2 separate regions of the Mus musculus genome follow, and region 2 is linked to region 1. A link is a contact called in ENCODE Hi-C data. All regions are on one chromosome and are shown on one strand. Each heading gives the region's core, a stretch centred on a gene start or an enhancer-like site at or near the end of the contact. The rest is flanking DNA. Distances are from core to core; before and after follow the strand shown.

Region 1 (7,891 bases), core at 2,186-4,685:
TCAGTTTAGCTCTTGGGATCCATGCCCAGCTTTTTCACATGGATGCTGAGAATTTGAACTCAGGTCTTTATGCTTGCAGAGTAAGCACTCTTACCAACTAAGCCATCTCCCCATACCCCTGACTTTAACCCAAAGTGGAGCAAATAGATGCATGCATGGGTAAGACAGGTTCACAAAAGCTTACTTCTTGGGCAAGTCACAGTGATGGCTAGTGGCCTCTCTGGATCTCTCTTCTTATGTGCACAATTGGACTAAAATGCGTTGCCCTGAACACCATACAGGTACATTTGAAGGGTGCATATCATTATGTCTGTGACAGTTCCCAAGGGCTAATGTAGGATATACGTAATCATAGTCCAAGTGGGTGAGCACTTGCGATGCACATAATTTTGTTGTCAGAGCACTGCAGAAAGCAGGGTCACCGCCACTCTTGAACGTGGGAAAGTTAACTCACCACCCACGCTTTCACCCCTGTGAACTCTAGACACCTCCTCTCGTCCATGTATCATGAAGTGGTTGTCAGGGCTCACAGTGGGCGTTAGTCCATGCACCTGGAATCAAAGCATCAGAGGTTTTGTCTTCGTTTTAAATCAGAGGCAATGCATTAAAACAACAAAGTTTTTTTCTTTCCTGTTTTATTTTTTAATGTTTTATAAAATAATTTTTCCCAAAGATAGAATTTTACTTCAAAACAAAACAAAACAAAACAAAACAAAACAAAAACAAATGTAGTTCTCATTTTAAAAGAGTGAGGTCATCAGAAAATACATTTATCCGAAACAAGGTCTCCGTCTCTTGGAAGAGAGAGTACTGGGAATTGAACCCAGTGCCTTCCACACACAAGACAAGCATTCTACTGCCACGGTACACCCTAGGCTGAATAATGTCTTTCTGAGTATCTAACACTGACTGGCTCTATAAACCACTTGTTCTTACTTGTGAATGTATAATTTTAAAAGGTCAATTCTCAAAATACTGAGCTGCAGTCTAGCTTTTCTTACCGTCTTTTTATGGGAAGTATGAATGAAAAGTTTGCCCCATTCAGACCTCGATCACTGCTCAGTGGCTCCTTAGCCCAATAACATTAGTAATCTCCTCGGGGAGTATGGAGCTCTGCCTTTGGGACGGATGCTCAATTCACTAATTTCCTGTGACATTTTTCAAACAACAGTCCGCCATCTCACTGTGACATGTATCGATTTTCTTAAGTGTCAGTGCGAAAGAGGATGGGAAATTGCCTACTGGCAAAATTGTCCCCATTCTTTCAAGTCTGACTGTGATTTAAGAAGTTCTTAGTGGTCAGCTAGAAGGGCCCACCTGGCCATTCCTTCCTCTCCACCAGCAACAATGGGAGCATGTGATTCACAAGGGAATCACATTCAACTAAAAAGAGAAACCGGGGTATGCTGTTTGCAAGGAACGGTTGAAACTGGAACTCAATATGTCGTGTGGTGTGAAATAAATGTGTGTCTCACATGTTTTCCCATGCTGGGGGCAGGGGTAAGAAAGTAAAAGGCAGACTGGTTAAAGACATGGGGTGGGGAGGGCTGGAGGGACGAGTGGTAAGAAATGGCGACAGAGGAGATGAAGGTAATGTCATAATGAAACCCATCACTGCTGTGTGCAACTAATAGATGCTAATAAAATAGGAAGTTTTAATGATTTAGGTAGCTTATTGCTTGCATTCACCTCACTGTTAAACTATCACTTCTGGGGGATCCACACAACGAGCGAGCGAGTAAACCAGAAGATGGCGTTGAAGATTAGTAATCATATCTTTTAAACAAGATAACCATGTGAAGTCTCAAAAGGTTTCTTGTAATGACTGTTGTTTAAACTTCTGAAAACAGAGGATGTAGATTGGCTGAGGAAAATGTTGAAACCGCCTAAGTCAAGGTAGAAGACACGTGTGTCTAAGTGAAAAAAAGAAAAAAGAAAAAAAAAAAAAACCAAAAACCTCGGGTTGGCTGCTTCTGTCCTTAGTCTGTGCACGCTTTGAAGAAATGTAATTCCTCAGCAGCAAGGCTGTGCTATCTGAAGCTACAATCTCTGCTTTGCTCCGAGGTGTGTCTCTGGTGACCGGGATAGTTCCCGACAGACAGAAGGTGTTCAAAGAATATTTTTGAATGAATGAAACCCCAAAGGAAGAAGAGGGGAAAATGGGTGTGACCAAAATTTTCTTTGAACGAAACTCTGTTGTTTACTACCAGGGCTCTGACAATGGAAAACTAATTGGGGTGAAAGAACGACATGGCATCCTGTTAATTTCTGAGAAAGCCTGTTGATGTTAGGAAAAAAAAACATGCCGGTGGGCATCTCTGCACCAGTTTTCCTGTGGCCAAAATCAGATGTTTCTCCTAAAGTCCAGAACCCAGGATGGAAGATTAAAAGAAAAACTGAGAAACATGTGAAATGAAAAAGTTGTCAAATCTTTACAAACGCTCCAAGTTGACCTGTGGTGGTGGTAATCTAAAATGATACAGAAACTGGTAGTCTGCTTGCTTACCTGAAAACACCAAGATAACATATAAGCTCCAGGCATCCAAGCTGAGCTGGAGAAAGTCAGCGGCAAAAGCTCATGGAGTTTACATATGAAGGTCAAAGAAAACACGAAAATAAAGTAAAACCTTCAGTCAGCCTAGCTGTTCTATTTGGGGCATTGGTACCTCACCGGCAACTGCCTCCCACGAGGCTGAGGTTAAAATTATCATTTTAAGGTGAATTGACATCCGGAAGCGCGCTAACTACCTGAGTACTCAGGGATCCCCCATCTCTTTTATGTTGCCATGATTGAAACTTTGGGGACTGTGCTTGTCTGAGTCATCTCAATTCGTCGGTTTCATTCACCCAACATGTATAAGCGTTTCAAACACAGTATTTGGGCCACGGCTTATAAACTTGCCTTTCTATTTTTCTTTTTAGTGAGCGTGATATTCTCTAAACGCTCAGAGAGACAAGACTCCGCTTTGCCCAAGGATGCTCCCGACCTCTCTCAGTCTATCTCTTCTGTCACATGCTGTGAGAACCAAGTTCCCTGTGCTCCAGACTCTCCATCACTTCCCAACCTGGCCATGAGCAGTTAGTAGTTATCAGCTATGCTCAGTGCAGATTCCAGTATCCCCTTTGCATGCCTCCACCTTCACAGGAACGGGCCATACCGACTTGTCCCATCCGGTTGAGGATTTCTGAGTACATCAGAGTCCCCAGCCCCCTCCACAGGAGGAGCTGAAGAAAGCCAGGGTTTGTCTGAAGTGGGACAGCCCTTGACCCGGTGGGCTCTAGTCCGAAGCTCCTGTTCCTGCGGGACACCCAGGCACAAGGCAGAGGTGGGGGGCGGTCCTGGGTATGGGCAAGCCACGCCCTCTCAAGGCGGGGCCGAAGCGCCCGCCCTGCACTCCGCCTCCGGCTCTATAAAGTTCCTCTTTCTCACCTCACTTTCCTAGTTTCACCACTTGAACTTGGGACCCTTTGCTGCCCTCAGCTAAGAGTGCGGGTGAGGTAAGGCCTGTAGTCGGGCAGAAGGAGGAGTGTGAGGCTGGTGGCAGAGGAAGCCTGGCTTCCATCTCTGAGCCTGAGGGAGAATGCTGAGATAGCGGACCCAGGCTCCGCTCATCTACGCTGCCCTAGGACCTGTGCACTTCGGGTTTTGTATGAAGCTGTTTGGGTGGGAGTTCCAGAACATCCCCCACGGGCTGGGCGGGACGAGCTAATGGGACTGTGGTGTCATCAAAGGATCGCACTGGCCACAGCTTGTCCTCAGAGGGACAGCCTCTGACTCTCTCTGCTCCAGTGGAAAGCTCCTTTCCAGCCCTGGTTCCTAAAGGACCCAAACTCATCTAGGGCTCCAGAGCGTGATTCCTAGGCCGGGCAGCCAAGAAGAGCTGAGAGCTCCAAACTTAGGGTGCTCAGAGCCCCTTTCCCCGCATGCCCCTTCTTCACTTCTCTGGCAAGAGTGCTAGTGTTGCTGTCCGCAGCACCCCTTATTCCCAGCCTCGGCTTCATTCCTGCCAGGGTTCACGCTGACATTCTGCAGGTTGGAATCTCCTGTTTCTTGGCTGCGCTGCTTGCCCCATAACCAGACTTCCACTTGTTGCTTCCAGGACCCACGTGATGGTCTCTGGTTGGGTAGGCCTGGGGTTATTCCGAGGACAAAGTAAGGGTGTCATAGAAGAAAGTCAAGAGAGTAAGCTAGGTACCGCAAACCTGCATGGCAGGGACACAGGACCTGGACAAGGGCTAGTCCATGTGCCAGGTCCTTTTCGCCTGGGGCAGCCAGGGCAACCTAAACCCAGGAAGGGGCAAGTGTAGAAACAGTGAGGGAAAAGTGGGATGAAAGCTACTTGGATCCAGCACAGAGGGACGAGTGAGCAAAGTGAGCGCCCCAGCGTGGCGCAAGACTTGGGATCTGCAGAGAAGCTGTGTAGCTAGGAGCTTTCAACGGAGCGTGTTAATGTAAATGTAAATGAAGAAATTACCTAATTTTTTTAATAAAAGAAAGAACAGACAGGCAAAAAAAAAAGGAGGAGGAGGAGGAGGAGGAGGAGGATGGTGCGCGCCAAGGGATGCTCTCTATACCTTCGTCAAAGTACCTTCTCTTGGGGGACTTCGGAGACTCTGGCACTGCACCCGAGCACCTTGGCAGCCTCAGAGACTCGGGGCCTCGTGGGCACTGCAAGAGTTTGGGACGGGGCTTCCTCCCGCCTCCAAAGTGATGCGAAGGTAGTTGCAGGGAATGTGTGTCTCTCCTCAGCGCACAAGCCCAGGAGGAGGTCCGCACGCGTCATGAACTTGGAGACGGGCAGCCGGGGCTCAGAGTTCGGCATGAGCGCAGTGAGCTGCGGCAATGGGAAACTCCGACAGTGGTTGATCGACCAGATCGACAGCGGCAAGTACCCCGGGCTGGTGTGGGAGAACGAGGAGAAGAGCGTCTTCCGCATCCCGTGGAAACACGCGGGCAAGCAGGACTACAATCGTGAGGAGGACGCTGCCCTCTTCAAGGTTAGCAGCATTCAGGGATCCCTGGGCAGGGGTGGGGGTGGGGATGGGGAATCTGAAAGCTCTGAATGTCTGTGGCTCCCGGGCAAGGGACTAAGAGGTGGGCTCCTGCAAGGAGGAGGCCAGAGCATCAAGCATTGGACCCTGCTTAGGCAAAGTCCCCAGGAGAAGGGAAAGAGGTTGCAAACTCTCCGGGGATTGCATACACAAGAAACCAGGTCCCAATACTGTTTGTGTGGAGGAAAGAACTTCCAGCTTCAGGGGCATCTCTGGGGGACCGAGGTTCCGTTTGCATAGCCCATTCGCTGTTTCCTGCCACCACCACCGACTGCTAGGGCCACTCTCTGCTTCCCTGTCTCTCTGTGTTTTGTTATTTTTCTGAGTTTCTCTCTCTGGGTTTTGTTTCTTTGATTGGGCACCTCTACTGTCTGGTTCTAGTTCTAGAAGCTGCGATCTCTGATTTTCTTTCTTTGAGTAGCTTTGACTATTCCGAGTCTTTCTCTGGTATCCCCCTCCGACCCCGTGTGAGTCCCTTAGGACTGATGTCCCCAGAGAACTGGCTCACTGAACTGTGAAGCCCCCAGCCTCCACCTGCCAGCAGGCCGAGGAAGGGGACTTCCTGCGGGAATTTGTTCAAAGTACCTCTGTGATTTTGTAGATGTCCTCTCTGGGGCCTGCCCCCTCCACAGCTCTGTCCCCAGTCTTGCCCACACTTGATTCAGGCGCTGGGCGTGTACAGCCCATACTAGGGGTCTCAGGACCCCACTAACATCATGTTCCACATTTCAGGCAACAGCAAATTTGAAACAGTAACCTTCCTTGCTGAAATGCAATCCATAGAATTCTTTTGACGCTCTGGGCTTGACTTTTCTTCTCATCGTTCTTAGGCTTGGGCATTGTTTAAAGGCAAGTTCCGAGAAGGGATCGACAAGCCAGATCCTCCTACTTGGAAGACAAGATTACGATGTGCTCTGAACAAGAGCAATGACTTTGAGGAATTGGTCGAGAGGAGCCAGCTGGATATCTCTGACCCATACAAGGTGTACAGGATTGTTCCAGAGGGAGCCAAAAAAGGTAAGGGGTTTTCCCAGCCCAGGTGGCAGGATAAAGGCATTATGGCACTCAGAGAGCCCTTCTTCCTAGAGACAGTCACGTCCTACCTCTGCTGTAGGTTAAGCCCAGATGTCCTTTTGCCCATGTCCTCTCTGTTATAAGTGACAACCCTGTGGTGTTAGTATAGGATGACCTGGCAGACTTTAAGCCCCATGGGTGTGTGGGTTATGCACTTGAAGGCATTATTTTCAGTTACTCCATTCAATTAGGATCTGGATCAAATTTCCAAACAAAATCTGGAAAATCCATTAAATGTTTACTTACCTAATATCCTCTAGTAAGCATTTTCAAGAGGAGAAAGCACATCCCACACCCCATACATATTCACACTTCTTGTAATAAAACTGCTAGAGTTTCTGGTTTAACATGGCCTGCTAGGGTGGTTATGAATATTCAGATCTTGAGTTCCCTCTCTTCCAACTAGTCTACCTCAAGCAGTGCTCAGGAATCTGCATTTGGTTCCAACCATACAGGATGCCTTAACTAGGTACCATCTCACAACCAGAAACCACTTGGTGGATCACAGGGATCCTGGGTGGTGTTTCCTTCCCTGGCTGTCACTCACAAGTCAGCAAATGTTTAATCAGTTTAATGGCAAAGACAAATATCTCTCTAAGAAATTGCTTGAAAAACAAACAAACAAACAAAACAAAACAAACCTAAAATACCCGATTGGTTAATAGGGCTATGCATTCTAAGAATTAAGTGCATAGGTACTTTTATAAGATTTAAGTCAGTTCCTTGTCTTACTCTGTGTTCTCTCTTCCTTTTCCCCAAACACACAGGAGCAAAGCAGCTCACTTTGGATGACACACAGATGGCCATGGGCCACCCCTACCCCATGACAGCACCTTATGGCTCTCTGCCAGCCCAGGTATGTGGTAGACTCTTGGTCTTGTGGAAGGCTGGCCCATGCCCTTTTGACTGGCTCCACACAGAGAGGCAAACACAAATGAAAAGTGTAGGGCTGACTTCTTATTTGCTATGGCTAGTACACACGCTGAACAAAAACTTGGTCAGAGAAGGATGTTTCAGTTCCAGTGTGGTGTCACTGTCCCTGACGCCACAGTTTTGTTGGGGAGTTTGATGTGTCCCACCTGTGGAGAGAGGCTTCCACTGATGGTCAGATCTTCTGGGAATCAGACCTTTTGTGGAAGTCAAAGGTTTTGGAAGTAGTACTTTATCATGTGAAACCGCAGAGCAGCTGACTTCTCTAGGCGTCCCTGATGTGAATTACAGTACTGTTTTATTCACTTTGGTGGCTTAAAAAGGGCAGATTTCACTGCGGTATTCTTGGTGCCGTGTTCAGCCATATGATGAAGCCTTACAAAAATCACAGCTTTATACAATGTCCTCATTGTGCTTTCAGACCCTCTATGGCTGTTTTTTACCTAGTGTGATAGACAGTCCATGTCACTTTTTGGGCAAAATGACTTGGCTGCTGGACAAAAAAAGGGGTTCCCTGAGGAGTTTGGGTGATATGAAATGACTCCGACACCCACTGATGTCTTCCTCTTAGCAATCCCTGTGCTCTGTCAGCAGGTTCATAACTACATGATGCCACCCCATGACAGGAGCTGGAGGGATTATGCCCCTGACCAGTCACACCCAGAAATCCCATATCAATGTCCTGTGACGTTTGGCCCACGAGGCCACCACTGGCAAGGCCCATCTTGTGAAAATGGTAAGGATTGTGCCAGGGCAGCAGACAGAAGAACAACCTGAGCTCGGGGTGTGGACAGCACCACAGGGCTTTTCCCTACCATTGAGATACCAGAGACAC
Region 2 (7,891 bases), core at 2,769-5,268, 220 kb after region 1:
GGATCCACCCTAAGCAGTCAATTTTCTCATCAATTAAAATCTAGATTCCTTAGGTCCAGGAGAACAAACTACTCTAAAAAACAAAAACAAAATGAATGACCCATCCTAGTTTTAATTGACACTAACAGTATTGAGTTTAAGAATATTCAGGAAACTTTTTCAATGACCAAGTGTTACTGGGGGGAAGTGACTGTCTAACAACTCAGTTCCAAATGCCATGCTTGGCCGAAAGCCCTCAAGTAACCCAGAGAGCACTTGCCTATGCTTGCTCACTGGCCACCTAGAAGCAGCCCAAATTATGCCCATGCTCATAGACCTTCCCTGTCCCTTTGGACTCCTCAAAGCTTTCCCTCTCACTCGATCCCATACCACTCCTCCTCTCAACACCCATTACTACATTTGGTTCAAGATATTTTTTGAGGGACAAAAATACCCCTTCTGAATCCAGGCTGACGGCATTATGAACACCTAAGTCATATGCCAAAATTGGGAGATATGGGGATGACAAGAACTACTCCCTGTATCAGGTGAGTTTTCTTGATAATCACAACCCTTAATACTCAGACATAAGACAAATGCTAAATGATAACATGATTTACGAAAGTGCAAATTTCCAATGCCCAAAGACTGAGAAAATCTAATTGGTGACGTTTCTTGCTGTCCTTGGTGTTTGTTTTGTTTATAGAAGTCACATTTGTTTTTGCTTTTGAAACTGGGTAACATTTGTAGCCCAGGCTGATCTTTTACTCAGCATTCCCCTGCATCAGCCTCCCCAGTGCTGGGAATGAAGGCACACTGCACACTGAGATAATCAGGTTTTATATAGTCTCTCTGAATACACAAAAAGGGAAACTAAGGCTCAGAGATGCTGAGTAACCCAGTTGTTGTCATGCAGCTGGCTGGCCGTAGCACATGGAGAGCTGAATGGTTGCTTTAATTCCTACACCAAAATAAATTTGACTTTAATATCCAAATTGAGATCAAAAAAGCCTATGTGTGTATTCACAGCTTCAAAATTCCCTGTGTGTCCACAATTAGGTGAAGTGTGCCCATTTGCACCAATAGCATCATTCCTCTATTCAACATAAACCCACTGTAAAGTGATTACAGTGGTCCCTACCATCCCAGCGCTGCAGGCAGTCAAGGGCATGCACACCTACATCCCCAGAGTTTATCATGCCATACTTCCTCAAACCGTTTGGTAACGGAAGTTATTTCCCACTGCAATCAATCTCAAAATCTCCTACTTTAACATAAGCCTAAAACTCATCTACTAGATAAACATTAAAAACATGTGTAGTATGTGTACTATGTAGTAGGCATTACTAGGAACCTGGGCCTGCTAACACTGAGTACAGAAAAGCCAGGCATAGATAGTGATGTGTCTCAGCACTGAGGAAACTGTGGTATGAGGATCACTTCAGTCAAAGAGTTCAGATCAACCTGAGGGCTGGTGAGATGGCTCAACAGGTAAGAGCACCCGACTGCTCTTCCAAAAGGTCCTGAGTTCAAATCCCAGCAACCACATGGTGGCTCACAACCATCCGTAATGAGATCTGACTCCCTCTTCTGGTGTGTCTGAAGACAGCTACAGTGTACTTACATATAATAAATAAATAAATCTTTAAAAAAAAAAAAAAAAACAAAAGATCAACCTGAATAGTGATCAATCAATAGTGAGACCCTCTCAAAGAAAGAAGAGTAAAACCACAGCCTGTGTGAAAAGATAACTGAGAGACAAGTTTATCCCTAGTGTTTCCTACGTGGTAAGATCCTGCTGTAGCTATACACTTAGAGATTCTATTTGGTACCAAGTCTTTTACCAGAATACAGATTCTTAAACTGTGAGTGGCAATCCTGTAGGTTATACAGGGTTGTGGAACTGAATGCAGAGAGAGGAAAAAAAAGAAAAAGCGAAATGAAAGTCTTCTAAACACATGGGATCAAAAATGAATTAAAAAATGAAATCCATAGTGAATCAAAGGTGTTACCAGCAGTACTCAATCCAACTTCATCCCAGCCTTGGTTCTGAACTTTCTCTCTGTGCACGTTGCCATGTCATGAAGTACCCAAGAGTATTCAACCCAAACCCTACAACTCAGCGTCAAAGTACTATATGTTACAAATAGCAGTTGTTTTCACTGTATGTTACGATTTGAATAGAAAATATCTCCTATAGGCTCAGAACCTCCTAACACTGTTTTAGGCAGTTATGAAAGCTTACAGATGAAGAGCCTTGTTGTGAAAGTGAGTCACTAGGGGGTGGGGACTTGAGGTTTCAGAGCCCAGCCCCACATCCTGACTTCTATCTGCTTCCTGTTCCTGAGGGGTCCCAGGGCACAGTCCTGCCACTATGAGGCAGCCTCACTAGCATAGGCTATATAACTCCAATCTATAAACTGGAGTGAGACCTTCTTCCCTTAAACTGCTTAGCAGGTACTTGGTTACAACACTGAAAAAACTAACACACTACATATATACATACATACATACAAACAAATATATACATATATACACACATACATATATGTGTGTATACATATATGTGTGTATTCATATATGTATATATGTATGTGTATATATGTATATATTATGCATATGTATATACGTATATACACACACACAAACAAAATGTTCTGTTCTTAAAGGAGAAAAATGGTTTTATTACAGAAAACAAAGACTATTCACATTTCCCTACTGGCATTCTTCAGCATGTAATCACCAAGTGATTGGGTCTTTAAATCGTGTTGTGTCCGAATTTTAATCTGAAAAACTGGTTTTTACGTTGCTGATTTGAAGTTCTAAAAGATCACCAATGGATTCGGCTTGGGAGTAAGGACAAATTTGCAACAATCTCCAAAATGTTTCTAACTGTCCTTCTACCACTGTGTACTATGTATTTGTATGTAGAACTGCTCTTCCTACCGATGATTAGAAAATTAAAATAATCAATCAGCTCTGGAAAGCCCTGAAGATGCTCAGTGTCCCGTAGTTACAAATATTAAACCAAGACTTAACTATGTATGTGAAAAGAACCGAGTTATCCAACTCTATGCTTTCATCTTTAATAAATGGTAAGTTTGATGTATACAAAAATTGTCCTAAAATAAAAAGCTTTGTGATTTACAGATAGTGAATACATAGATTGTCTACCTATTTTATAAACTTACATATAAAACCATGGAAATTCTTTATAAATTTTTGGTGGCAAAAGTTGAAGAAGCCCCATACTAGAATACAGCCTTTACAAATGTTTTGAATGTAATCTTCAAGGTATCACCTTTTGGAAGGTAATAGTTCAAAATGTCTGGTACAGTAAATTAAATAATTGAAAAAGAAAAAAAAAGGACTACTTTCTAATAACTCCAAAAATTGTTTCCAACAAACAGAGGTTCCCCTGCTTAAAAATACTGTCTACTGTGTCAAACAAAAGAGAACATGTAAGAGGCAAGCACACATCAGCGTCTTTCTGTCACCTTTCGAATCACAAATTGTTCACACTTAGATCATTCTTGTTTTGACTTTCAGTTCCTTGCCATTGGGGGAATCTGTTACCAAGCCTGGGCCATCACAAGCTAAGCTTTATAAACAAAGTTAGTAGAGAGATAACCAGTTGCCATTAGTGTTTTTAGTGTAAGGCATTCAAATGGCCGAATGGAGGTGTGGCTGAACCCGCACTTGCTGCTCCCAGAGTAGTAAAGGAAACCATTCAAGCTTCCCGTCCACGTTAGCGCGGGGGACTTAAACAGATTCCAAGCAGACCCTGCACACCAGCCGCTCCTCCGGGTCCAGCCCGGCGGCCTGCGCGGAGGCGGGTGGGGAAGGCTCGGCCCGCGGCTCCCACACTCAGCCCCGCGCCCCGGGTCCCTCACCGCGCCTCCCCAGGTCGCCCAGCCCCGACGGTCCCGTGCCACCGCGGAATTCCACTCCGGACCCGGGGCGTCCTCACCCAGGACGCGACACTCACCTGCAGCTTGCAGGCGGTGTCAGGTCCCAGCCAACCGGTTCCAGGCCGCCGCAGCCAGCACTAGGGCCGCACTTCCGCACGCCGCGAGCGCCGAGCGCGTCGATCCGCCGCCTAGCCGAGCACCGAGTGCTGGATGGACCGCCTCTTCCCAGAGGGGAAGGAATAGAAGGAGGACCAGACTATGGAGAAGGGAAGTTAGAGGATATCGACGGCATGGAAGTGGACAGAGAGGGAAGAAAGGGAAAGTGGGGAGGGAGGAGGAGAGAAGGGTGGAGAGGTGGAAAGGAGAAGAGGAATTGATGGGAAAGGGAGAAAAGAAGGAGGGAAGCAGAAAGGAGGAGAGGGAGAAAGTGGAAGGGTGGAATTCGGGGAGGAAAAAGAGGGGAGGGGTAAAGAGGATACAGTCGGTTAGAGTCACAGTAGATGTTGCCCAAGAGTCCACAGCGGTCAGGGATCAGCACCAGGTCAAGAGGCAAACCTCAGTCAAAGGACTGCATCTAGCCAGGAGTGCCCGCCTTATTAAGATTTCTCACAGGTCAGAGCTTTGGGGTCCCAAGGGTCTGAGTGGCAAATTGATTTGCAAACTCACAAGACCCCCATATTATAGAAACGACTGCTATCTACAGCCCATAAGCCCTAAGGTTTGAAGGTACCCTCCTGTGGACTCTGGAGATGGCCAGCTGAACTGAAGCAGACATATCCCTGTGGCTTCCTCTGTAGCAGGAACGAAGGACAGTGATCTTCAGCAGAGGATAATGGCAGAAGCATAGGGTCTACCTGTGGTTGTGTTGCCATGACTGTGGAGAGAAGTAGCTACGGGGTGCCCATTATCTAAGACCAATAACAGCCTAACCTTTCTAATGCTGAGACCCTTTAATACAGTTCCCCATATCGTGGTGACCCCCAACCATAAAATTATTATGTTGCTACTTCATAGCTGTAATTTTACTACTGTTATGAAGGCAATGTAAATATCTGTTTTCCGATGGTCTTAAACAACCCCTGCGTGAAGATCATTCCCCCAGGGGGGTTAAGAGCCACTGGCCTAAGCTATTTTTTTTTCAGATATCTTTCTGTGAAGCATACCTTATGCTTCATTCAGTACATACACTGAAGAGGGTGTCGTACAGGCACTATGAATTAAGAGATATTGTATGGCTTCATTTTTCTCTCCTATTTGTGAGAAGATACGTCAAAGTGTTTCCAGACCATCCATTTTGAAGATCAAGGGAACACTCTTTATTCGTGAGCAAGAGACTTGGCAGCAGAGGTCCTAAGGAAATACTGTAAGAAATCTCTGGCAGTCACGGAGCCTTTCACTGTGAAACAAAACCCTTCAGGTCTCAGTGACATGCCATTTGTCAGGTAAGGCTGCCTATCATCAAAGCCAGAATGGTGGCTCTGGAAAACTCACAGAGTTTTCCCTGGATCAAAAAAAAATAATAATAATAAATATACTATGCTAGTGAAACAGAAACACTCAGAAGAGGAAAGAGACTCTTTTGTTAACATAAAGAACACTGGTACAATTTTCTTTATTTTTCCCCTCCCTCAAGTTTCTGCTCCTAACCCTGAAACTAACTAGCAAACACTGGTGCAGAAGTTGCCAGAAAATAAAACTGTTAAAACTAAAATTGCTACGGTAGCCACTGAGGCTACAAATCATTGTATAGGTTTATGTTCTCAACACTTTCAGATTTCATTAGAACTAAAAAGAAGGATTTTGACACAGTACTTCCAATCTATCTAAAACAGTCTTCGGAAACACCAGGAGACACCACTAGGCTCCCTGGATAATTTATGTATCTGTTTTGCCTTACATCAATACCTTAAGTACTCAGTACTGCATGGCATGTCAGCTTGAAAGGGGCCATACATAGTTAGTGTGCAACCTAACCCTCAACACAACTGTAAAGATGCCATCTCTTAAGGCGCCTTCTTAGGAGAAGCTAACGATTAGTTAGTTGTCCTTGCTGGGGCATTCCTGCCATATTCATTCTCATAGTATGTACCACAGAGACCCACTGTGACAATGATTCAGTCCACCAGGCTGGCCATCCATTAGACCTGTCAGCAGAGTACCAGTCTCTTCATTTACTCTCTTGTCCTACTCTTGAACTTCCTGAGAGAAGGGATTGTGTGTGCTTCACAAAATGGTTGTAGGATGAAAAGCTGAGATTCAAGTGTTCACCAAAGCTGTGGGGAGAGATCTATTTCTAGCCATCTACTTCAAAATCTGCTAAACAGCCAAGCAAAAAGAAAAAAAAAGCAATGTTTGATAAATTTTGACGATATAGTGACAGTTGACATGCTTTAAGCGAATACTACCAGTGTTGGCATCCTTCGTGGTTAAAGCTGCAGAGACAATTTGAAAGCCTGCAAGGTTGTCTGTCACACAACCCGAGCTCTTTCAGAAATTCCTTAGCCATGGTTCTTGGTTTAGGAAACCCTTTGACTCATGTCCTTTTTACCTTCGTTTTAGCTATCCTGTGCTCCTAGCAACTGCCCTGATATGAACCTAGCAATCTCCATTTCTCATTGGCTCCAGGTCTCAGTGTGAAAAGTCTTCAGCAGAGTCATATGTCTCTGATCAACTTTACAGTGAAATGGAGCCCCGTGGGCTTTTTATTTACTTGAAATTTGCATATTTCAATTTGAAAATTGTAAATAAACTTGGCTCTAAAGAGGAGGCCTGGTGTTACTGTTACCCCGACCATCTGGCTCTTCCTGCCATGCAGTAGTGCAGATGTGCTGAGCACCTGTGTTTATATCTGGGCGTCGCTGGTGGCAGCTTATGTCCGTAGGTGGTCCGTGAGGGAGTGAAGAAATTGAGGAAAGGTTCTCTCTGCCAAAGATATATGAGAGCCACATAGCCTGGAAAAAAAAAAAAAAAAAAGGAACTGGGTCAGAATGTGGGAAGGGCTCAGTTAGCATCCGGGGATGCTCTCTAGTTCCTTTTCAGTCCCCAGAGGGCAGAAATAATCAAATGCTATGATTATATGTGAATAGGAATTAAGATCCCTTTGGGTCCTAAATAGGGGGTTTCTAACTAAATGTATGGTTTCGTTTTAGTTACTTTTAGTTTTTCTTATTTTGTTGGTCTTTGCTGTCATTGTTTTCAAAGAGTCTCACTGTATTGCCCAGACTGGTTTTGAAATTCCCTGCCTCTGCCTCACAAGTGCTGGGATTGCAGGGGTGTCCTCTCACCACGGCTTCTAATTTAGTTCAGATTGCTAGCTAGTAGTAGGTGACTGTGTGTCTGTCTGTCTGTCTGCCTGCCTGTGTGTGTGTGTCTCTTTGTATGAGAGTATGTGTGTATGTCTGTGAGTGTGAGAGTCTAAGTGTGTATCTGTGAGTGTGTGAGTCTCTGTGTGTGTGTCTGTGAGTGTGTGAACCTGTGTGTGTGAATCTGTGTGTGTGAGAGTGAGTGAGTGTGTGTGTGTGTGTGTGTGTGTGTGTGTGTGTGTGATATTAGATAGTTTGGAATTTCCTTTTTTACTTTGAAACAGGTATGCCTGTTCAGTTTGAGCAAAAATAAATTTGCACAATGTCAGTGGCCATAGGACTGACATAGAAAACTACATAAATCTCCCACTTTCTCCCAGTTTATCCATGAAAGTGGTAGCATCTGAAGAAGGCAGGGTTACTGGATTCCATTTTGTAGCTCAGCTGCCAAGGTCTGTTCTCCCACTGGTTATCCTGGTCCTGTCTGTCCATGATGGCATTTCCTTATGTTCAGCAGGACTCCCCTAAAGTGTAAGGCTCAGAAGCATGTCTTTCACAGGGACTGACCTCAGGTTCTCAAGGCAGTGACAGGACACCAACATTGTAGCTCTGCACCTGAAAAGCTATGTAGAAAGGAAGCTGTGCCTTACCCACTCAGGATGTCTTCATCCTCAACTCTCTATCCTGTAAGTGAGGAGG

The links. A loop is a pair of places that touch in the nucleus more often than their neighbours do.
Region 2: a map of T-helper 17 cell shows a loop between it and region 1 (2.9-fold over the local background). The contact joins the promoter of Exoc2 here to the promoter of Irf4 in region 1. A Hi-C loop is called at or near these places in 2 of 37 maps with a recorded cell type or tissue (T-helper 17 cell and v-Abl transformed pro-B cells).

The regions. Positions count from the first base shown.
Region 1 is chr13:30,745,798-30,753,688 of GRCm38, forward strand. It overlaps Irf4 (interferon regulatory factor 4), which reads left to right and starts at 3,436. Exons shown (of 9, transcript NM_013674.2): 1 at 3,436-3,498; 2 at 4,751-4,998; 3 at 5,883-6,069; 4 at 6,894-6,982; 5 at 7,648-7,792. The coding sequence starts at 4,783.
Region 2 is chr13:30,970,029-30,977,919 of GRCm38, forward strand. Exoc2 (exocyst complex component 2) reads right to left here and starts at 4,019. Exons shown (of 28, transcript NM_025588.2): 1 at 3,968-4,019.